2 separate regions of the Homo sapiens genome follow, and region 2 is linked to region 1. Evidence: chromatin contacts called from ENCODE Hi-C or POLR2A ChIA-PET data. All regions are on one chromosome and are shown on one strand. Each heading gives the region's core, a stretch centred on a gene start or an enhancer-like site at or near the end of the contact. The rest is flanking DNA. Distances are from core to core; before and after follow the strand shown. Region 1 holds the start of EBF4 (EBF family member 4). Region 2 holds the start of ZNF343 (zinc finger protein 343).

Evidence for each region. Hi-C counts contacts between places; a loop is a spot of excess contacts on that map. ChIA-PET counts read pairs that join two places held with the same protein, here RNA polymerase II (POLR2A). Pooled maps may share reads with other maps.
Region 2: a pooled map shows a loop between it and region 1 (2.4-fold over the local background). The contact joins the promoter of ZNF343 here to the promoter of EBF4 in region 1. A Hi-C loop is called at or near these places in 3 of 50 pooled maps. POLR2A ChIA-PET finds 5 or more read pairs at or near these places in 5 of 52 experiments (AG04449, CD4-positive, alpha-beta T cell, Caco-2 and 2 more).

Annotation. Positions count from the first base shown.
Region 1 is chr20:2,690,495-2,695,011 of GRCh38, forward strand. EBF4 (EBF family member 4) reads left to right here and starts at 2,286. Exons shown (of 17, transcript NM_001395167.1): 1 at 2,286-3,288. The coding sequence starts at 3,152. It overlaps LOC105372507 (a long non-coding RNA gene), which reads right to left and starts at 2,126. Exons shown (of 3, transcript XR_937210.3): 1 at 1,572-2,126; 2 at 846-970. RefSeq lists an enhancer at 3,457-4,441.
Region 2 is chr20:2,506,195-2,510,711 of GRCh38, forward strand. ZNF343 (zinc finger protein 343) reads right to left here and starts at 2,721. Exons shown (of 6, transcript NM_024325.6): 1 at 2,687-2,721. RefSeq lists enhancers at 1,986-2,045, 2,696-3,005, 3,547-4,142.

The DNA.
Region 1 (4,517 bases), core at 1,036-3,535:
CTCTGAGACTGTGGAGGAACGTGAATTCTGTGAGGGGAGAACAGAAGAAGAGCGCCAGGCACAGCAGCTTGAGGTGCTCAGAGGGCAGAGGAGAAAGACAGTGTGCTCTGGTCATCAGGGCAGTTTCCCAGGTGTGTGTAAATATATATACACCAGATATATATATTTCCCAGGTGTGTGTAAATACATACACATGCATATATATATGTGTATATATATATATATATATATATCTGGTCACCAGGGTGGTTTCCCGTGTGTGTGGGGTTGGGGGGTGGGGTAGCCCACTGCTGCCAGGAGGTCCCAGGCCCTGAAGCCCAAGAGAGACCACGGAGTCTGAGAGCAGAAGCAGGAAGGCAGGGCTGGAAGGGAGCCAGCACACAAGGGCCCCAGGAGTGGCTTGCTGGGGGCCAGTCAGGCATCCTTGGCAGAGCGTTCCTGTGAACGGTCTCAGACACAGGAGGGGCAGAAATTGAAGAAGGAGGCGAGGAGGAGGGGACAGTTCTTTTAAGAATGGGGAGATCTGAGCAGAGAAAAGAACATATTGAGACACAAACAGGAGATCGGTGGGGTAATCTCAGGAAAGGCAGAAGACAGGACTAAGCAAAAAGGTTCCACATCCATCTCCACAGTGGAAGACCGAGAGAAGAGAACGGGTGAAAAGACAGAAACGAGGAGGAGCATACGCCGCTGATGGTGCCAGCAGGGTTCTGCCAAGATTCCCTGAGTCCTCTCCACTGGGTAAGAGGAAGGGTGTCTGCTGGAAATGAGAGAGCCAGAGGTGGGTCTGAATGTTGGGGAGAGGAGTGGAGCAAGTGTGGAACAGCTCTGGGGGGGCTTCTCACATGTAATGTGTGTACAGGTCTTGGTAAATTGCAGGTTCCGATTCAGCAGGTCCCGGCAGGGCCTAAGAGTCTGGATTCCTCACCAGCTCCCAGGTGATGTCAATGCTGCTGGTCCGGGGACCACACTGTGAGAAGCAAGATTTAGAGAGGCAGATCAGGAGATGGAGAAAGAGACTGGCTTAAGAATTGTCTTAAGGAGAAACCCATGTTTGATAATCCCACCTAGGGTAAAAGCTGAGACCTGAAGGAGTCCTGGTGGGAATGGCAGCCCCCTGTGGGTGATGGGGAGAGGCATAGAGAGAAGGGGTGGTAAAGAGACCAGGAAAGGAGGTGAGAGGGCCTCTGTGATGGCAGGAGAACCAGCAGTGCCCCCAGGACGCCTCATCTGGGCCAATGTGTGACAGAACGCTAACTCACACTTGGAGGCCCCCCAGAAGAGGATGGGAGTGAGTTGGAGCAGGAAGGTGTTATTGCAGGGGTGTCTGAGCGTGAACATGGCAGGCAGGGCAGGTGGCCCCCATGCTGTTCTGCAGGAAAGTGCTGGACTCAGTCTGGGCTTGCTCGAAGCCTGGCCAGGACAACGTGGGGAGAGGGGCAGAAATGTCTCTGCCCCACGGTCAAGGGCCAGACGACTTCTGTGCCAGGAACTAATAAAAAAAAAGGAATGGGATCTGAGACGGGACGCGGCTGGGGAGAAACAGGAGGTGAGCTGGGCTCTGAGCCTACCTGTCCAACTCGCAATCAGAAATCAGGAGGTTCCTGAAAGGCACAGATGGAAACTGAAAATGCTTTAGGCTTAGGTAACCCAGCATCAGGAATCGGGATGGTTGGATGCAGGGACCTCGCCCAGCTTGTCTGGGGCCGCAGCCTACGGCAGGGACGTTTCAGTCCTTAGCTGGGGTGAAAGTGAGGTCAGGGTCGCCGGGGAAATGCGGGAGTACAGTCACGCGGGAGAAAGACGTCAAGAGCGAAAGCTCGGAGGCGTCAAAATGAGCAGCAAGTCCAGGCACAAGGCGTCGGGCGCGGAGAGTACGGCGGGTGCCGGGGGAGGGAGATGAGGCCGCGAAGACGCCGGGGCTTCGTCCGGCGGCGACGGGGAGGCCGCGGAGGTTCCCGAGCGCAGCGGGGCGCGCACCTCCCGCTCGGGCCGGGCTCCCTCGCCGCGCGGCCCCGGATCCTCCCTGCGCGGGTTTCCGTGGCCCCCGCCGGGCTCTTCCGTTCCCTCCCGCGGCCTCGACCAGGCCGCAGCCCCCAGCCCAGGCGACCGACTCGCCAGGGTCCGCCCCGCCGCCGCGGCCCGGGCCCGGCCGCTCCTCCCCCGATGATGTCACGTCCCCGGCCGCCCCTCGGCCGGCCGCGCCGCCCCGCCCCCGCCTCCCCCGGGCCCCCGTCCCCTGGGCCCGCCCGCTCCCGACATCCCTCCTCCCGCCTGCGCTCCCTCCCTTCGGCTACCGCTCCCCCGGGAGCGGCGGCGGCGGCGGCGGCGGCGGCGGGATGGCCCGGGCCCGAGGCCAGGCCCCGGGGAGCGGCGGGCGGCGGCGGCCGCGGCGGGGCGGCGCGGGAACCGGGCCCCGGGGGGAGTCGGCCGGGCTGCTGCTGCTGCTGCTCCAGGTGCTGCCGCCCGGGGCTACGGCAGGGCCGGGACGCCGGGGCACGCGGGGCGCTGGCGCTGGCGGCGGCGGCGTCTGCTGGCCCGGCGCGGCCCCAGCCTTTCCCCGGGACGCGCGGCTGCTGCTGCTCCTGCCGCCGCTGCCGCCACTGTCGCCGCCGCCGCCGAGCTCCGCGCCCGCAGCCTCCGCCTCCCGGATGGTAATCAGCGCCCCGCGCTGGCGCCGCGGGCGGGCGGGCGGGCGGGAGGTGGGGGCGGCGAGGGGGAAAGGGCGGGCGGCCCCGCGCCCCCGCCTTGCCCGAGGCAGCTCCCGGGGCGCTCGGGCCCCCCCTCCGACGACCGCGGCCCCGGGCAGCCGCCAGAGCGCGCCTCTGGGGCGCCTCCGCGCGGACCGGGTGCGGGCTCCGCTCCCCGCCCTCCCCGCCCCGCTCGCAGTCCGCCCGCCAGCGCTCAGGCCGCGGGGGAATCCCTCCATCTCCCCGCCCAGCGCCCCAGGAGGGGAGGGGACAGCGCCGGCGCCCGCGGACCCGCTTTCTCCGAGGGAGCGCCCAAGAGGCGAGCGCGCACTGAGCCACCCGGACTCGGCGCTGCGCTGCTGGAGGCGCCTGGTGCCGTCGGGTCGGGCTGAGCTAGACGCCCGCAGCCTCAGCGGGACCGGATCCGGGGCGGCGGGGGCGCTCACTCACCGCGCGCCCTCATGTTCCCTGCGCAGGACGCTCTGCCCCGCAGCGGGCTGAACCTGAAGGAGGAGCCGCTGCTGCCCGCCGGCCTGGGCTCAGTGCGCTCCTGGATGCAGGGCGCGGGCATCCTGGACGCCAGCACCGCGGCGCAGAGGTAAGCGCTCGGACCGGACCCGGTGCGCTCGGGTTGGACGGCTGCGCGCCGCCTCAGCTCAGCTTGCTGGAGCTGCTGGAGCCAGGGGCGGAAGGAGCCCTAACTCTGGACGGTCCCGGCGAGCTCCCCGGCCCACCCCGTCCGGAGTGCCTGTGCTGCCTCCTGAGGCTGTGGGGCGGGCTGGGGCGGGGCTTCTGCCTCCACTCCGGGCTGCCCCGGTAGATTTCTGACGGCCGCTCGCGGGTGCGGCGGTGAACGCCACCCCAGCCGGGCTGTCTATGGCTCTGAGAGAAGAGGCAGAGCTCCCAGCCATGACCCACAGCCACCGGCCGTCTAGGAACGTCCAGCCCCTCCTTCCTGGGCAGTCCCAGTGACTCTCCTTGTCCAATTCCGCAGCTCTCTGTCAGGAAAGGCACGAAACCCAGCCCCCTTTTTCCTTTCCCACGCCCCTCAGAGTTGGCGGATGGGGGTGTGCAGAGCCAGAGAAGCGGCTGGGGGCTGGACGGTGGCGAAGAGATGAGGTGGGCAGTCGGCCTGGCTGGACTGATTGGCCTGGGAACTGGGCAGGGCCCCTGCCTTTCCCTCGGGTGTTTTTCTGGTAGGTCCTTTGGAAGGCAGAGAGTCCCTGGGAACCCAGCACCCGCGCCGGTCTCCTCTGACTCCTTTGCAGGGGTCTGGGAGTCTCAGTAGGGGGTTGACTCCAGGATTTGAAAGCGAACTTTAAAAGTTTATTGACCTGCCCCCAAAGCCCCTGCACCCCCTGGCTTTTTGCACCTTCAGCTGTGACCATGGAGGGAGGCATTTAGGTATCCTATGGGGAGTCACAGTGGTTAGGATTAGGGAGGTGCCAGCTCTGCTGACAGCTGGGACAGGGTGGGCACTTGGCTTCCCAGAAGTCTGAGCTGTTGCAGCAGCCCGAAGGGATTCTGAATGGGGGGCTTAATGCAGACCGGGCCTGACACAGGAGCCCACATTCACACTCCGCAGGACGCCTCAACCTCACCGTGTAACAGACACACACCGCGCTTCATGTGCAAACTGAAGCCGTTTCTGCACGCCGGTCCTTTCCTGGCTGTCGGGAGGGAACGCTGGGGGGCTCTGGAGCTGATCTCTTACGGAAGAGAAAGGGTCTTGTGGATGAATTAATTTCCAAAACTTTTACAAGGGATATAGCTATATTCTAGAAAAATTGGAAAATAAAAAATTTAGTCCCTCCTCTGTAATACAAC
Region 2 (4,517 bases), core at 1,471-3,970, 180 kb before region 1:
TGCCCATCATCACTGGCCATCAGAGAAATGCAAATCAAAACGACAATGAGATACCATCTCACACCAGTTAGAATGGCGATCATTAAAAAGTCAGGAAACAACAGGTGCTGGAGAGGATGTGGAGAAATAGGAACACTTTTACACTGTTGGTGGGACTGTAAACTAGTTCAACCATTGTAGAAGTCAGTGTGGCGATTCCTCAGGGATCTAGAACTAGAAATACCATTTGACCCAGCCATCCCATTACTGGGTATATACCCAAAGGATTATAAATCATGCTGCTATAAAGACACATGCACACGTATGTTTATTGCGGCACTATTCACAATAGCAAAGACTTGGAACCAACCCAAATGTCCAACAATGATAGACTGGATTAAGAAAATGTGGCACATGTACACCACGGAATACTATGCAGCCATAAAAAATGATGAGTTCATGTCCTTTGTAGGGACATGGATGAAGCTGGAAAATATCATTCTCAGCAAACTATCACAAGGACAAAAAACCAAACACCACATGTTCTCACTCATAGGTGGGAATTGAACAATGAGAACACATGGACACAGGAAGGGGAACATCACACCCCGGGGCCTGTTGTGGGGTGAGGGGAGCGGGGAGGGATAGCATTTGGAGATATACCTAATGTTAAATGATGAGTTACTGGGTGCAGCACACCAACATGGAACATGTATACATACGTAACTAACCTGCACGTTGCGCACATGTACCCTAGAACTTAAAGTATAATAAAAAAAAAAAGATAAAAAAATAAAATGAGTGGGCCAGCCGGGAGCGGTGGCTCATGCCTGTAATCCCAGCACTTTGGGAGGCCCGGGGCAGGCAGATCACCTGAGGTCAGGAGTTCGAGACCAGCCTGACCAACATGGAGAAACCCCGTGTCTACTAAAAATACAAAATTAGCTGGGCATGGTGGCGCACACCTGTAATCCCAGCTACTCGGGATGCTGAGACAGAAGAATCGCTTGAACCCGGGAGGTGGAGGTTGCGGTGAGCCGAGATCGCGCCACTGCACTCCAGCCTGGGCAACAAGAGTGAAACTGTGTCTCAAAAAAAAAAAAAAAAAAAAGAGCAGGCCTCCTTTTCCTTTAACAAAATAAGCCTCAGATCTGTCAGAGAAGAGAATAATGTAAACAGCTTCTAGGGGACAGAACCATGTGGGGACATCAGAATACAGTCTGCCCTGACAAGCTGCTATTACATATTTATCCCTTTAATGCCTATGGGCCTCAAATTATAATACTATTAGTAATAGTTAACACTTACTAAACTCTTACTGTATACCAGAGGCAATTCCAGACACCATGCAAGTTTTACCTCCCCAAAGCTCCATGAGTTCTACACCTTCCTCAAATTGACAATGCTAGAAAGTGCCTAGATTTGAAGTCTAGCTGTGGAGCGCCACACGCTTAGCCAGCTGGGCCAGTAATGATGTCAGCAATGGCCAATCCCTGTGGGGTCTGACAATTCTCAAAGTGTATCCACACATAGGGTTGAGGGGATGTAGATGAAACAAAATTGGCCATGAGTTAACAAATGTGGAATCTGGTGACAGGTCCGTGGCAGTTCACTGAATAGCTCTACTAGGTAGGTTTAAAATTTGTCCCTACGAAAAAATTAAAAATAAAATTAAACGCCTGATATCCAGAACTCACCATATGCCGGAAGTGATTTGGATTGTTAACTAGAAGCCGTCAGAGTTCCCCACCAGACCTAACCCTTCACAGCCCCAAACCAGATGTTTGGCCCTAACATGTGAGGGAAAAGCAGTCCAGGAAAGGAGTCAGCCAGACGGGCCACCCAGATGACGACCAAACCCAGGAACTTTGCCACAAAGCACAGGGGGCACCTCCCACATGACACACCTTGAGACAACAGGTCCCAGAGAAAAGACCTGCCCCCATTCAAAAGAGCTGCCTAGATGCCTGTCAGAGTGATACAGCCCACCACTATCAGAGGACGAAACCTCCCTCACCTCCCTAAAAACCCCAGGGACTCCTGACCCAAGACACTCGCCCAGGCCCTCTCAGGATATTTTGACCACGTCAAGCTCACCTCCACTTCCAACCCCCCAACCCCTAATAAACCAAGGTCCATCAAGCATCAAGGCCTGAGACGGCCTCCCCCTAACCACCCCGGTCACCACTCGGGACATATCCAGCCCCACCCAAAAAACAGAAAAACTCGGTGATGCAGGACTCAAGACGCTCCCCAGCCAAAAACCACCCAGGGATGTGCGGACCTAGCCACGTCCCCACCCCAGCCGCGGGGATGTTGGTCCATTTGGCCCTGGCAGAACTCAACCCCACAGCCCAAATAAACCCCAGGACGCACGACTGGGGCCGCCCTCCGTATTCGAAAACTGGTTGACCCAGAATAATCCCGCCTGGTTCAAGACAGGCATTAGAGTTCTAGGTCACTCTCGTCCCCCCGGGGGGAAAAAAGGTCCGCGGAGGTCCGGGCAAGCAGGGGCTCACCCCATCGCCTCGCCCCAATGAGCACCGCGAGCTGCGCCCTCTCCTCCAAAAACCAAATATCTCCAACCCGCACTCCCCATTGGCCACACTCTACCCCGCGTCCTAACCTACGCTCGGCCTTTCCCGACCCTCCTTTCCCCACGAGAGAGGGCATCCTGGGGCCAAGGAGCCGCGGAGGCCGCGCTCACCAGAGCCAGCGTGCCCGGGATCTCGGCCACCGACCGACGCCAGAACTACAATTCCCAACATCCTCGCAGGCTTCGGCTCCCATTGGCCGCCACAGAGCCACTTCTGGGCCGTGCAACGGTTACTTTTCCAGGACAGTGACCACTGCAGTGACAGCCTCTCCGTCTCTTCTTAAAATACCCATGTTGAAAACAGGTTCTGGCTCCCGAGTGAAGTCTCTGTCCCCTTGGCCCATTCTGCAAAAAAAAGACTACACTCCCCACAAGCCTCTGCGGCAGCTTCCGCAGGCGCTTCCGGAAGCTGGGGTCAACGAGAGAAGTCATTTCCGATTGGCGAATCTAGCGGGAGCAATGCGCTGTCTGTCAGGCGTGTGTTGGGTACAGAGTTTACTGCACCGGACCACCTGAATTCCCTGGGCTGAGGCTCCATAGCACGCGAACTACCTTGCGTGAGCACTATGTAGATTCGACTTCGTGTTGCCTGTGACACACAGGCAGGGCAAAGCCGCCTCCCAGCGTCTCAGTTGAACCCTTACCCTCAACACCAGTGCACTCCTGTGGGTGGCCTGTAGTCACCTTTCTTGTCGAAGTCCTCAAAGTTAGGGACAGACTCTCATCCAGTTTCTGGAGGGTGGAAGCTTCACTCAGGCTGGAGTCTGGCTCTCTGGCCTCTTATCTAAGATCCCGGTTCAGATCTGGGCTACTAGAGCCGGGCGTGGTGGCGCGCGCCTGGGATTCCTGTAACCCCGAGGGAGGCTGAGGCTGAGGCTGGAGGATGGCTTGAGCCCAGGAGTTAAATGTATATATTTTAAAACTAATAATATTTTTAAAACTGGGCTACGCTGGTACCTTCTGCAACACGGCAATTAGGGGTTTGCAGATCAGACCTTCAGCTCATAGGAGGCGCGTTTAAATCTTAATGGCAAATACAAATTGAATTAAATTTTACTTGTTACTGAAGGGGAAATAAACCTGACCTCACGCCCTTGGAGTATTTCCATGAGAAATCTATGTATAAGTGCTCCTTTGATATGTACCTGATACTTTTGAAAGGCTGAATAAGCACCTGCCAACTTTACAAAAGAGGAATGTTTCCCCCAAAGGCCTGATGAGCCATCTCTTTGAAATGTAAACAGTGAAGAAGATAGTGCCCTTATCTCCCTGTCACCTTGGGAGTTTAGCTTAGGTGCCTAGCTCCAAACTCGTAACTGCCCGCTTGTCACAGATAAAAGTTTTATTTTTTCTTTTTGATAAAGGCAATTAACTAGTGTAGATGGCTACTCCAATTACCAGGTGAATTTAGAATGAATTATGAAAAATTGTATAGCAAACAATGTCAAATCCTCTTACAAGGGGGCAAATTACCATTAATTTTGAGGACATGTTTGTAATAGATTGTATCTGCCCAACTAGATAAAAAGTAAGATCTCTTTCTGTCTGGCATCTGATTAGCAGATTGTCTACAATGTGCTTCCCAGTCCAGTTCAATATTATTTGGTAATAAAACTGTTCTCCTTCTTTTCTACGTTTGTGAAGGGGATTTTCTGGGTTAGCAGGAGATTTTGTTTTTATTTTCTCCAACACCTCCTTCCATCTTCTTATTTCTTTTCACCTTCCCAATATCAGCCTTCTGAGGCTTCTCTGTTCTCCAGTACTCAGGAGATAGAGAACATGGCCCCAAGGCCGTTGTGAGCCAGGAGACAGACAAACATTTCTTGATATTCTGTCCTGCCTTTCACAGAAAGGACCAATTCCCTTCTCTTGTCTTGGAGGCTGCCGTGTTAGTACTGGGCAGAATCTGTTACTGAAACACCAGGGGTTGGGTCTAGGTCCT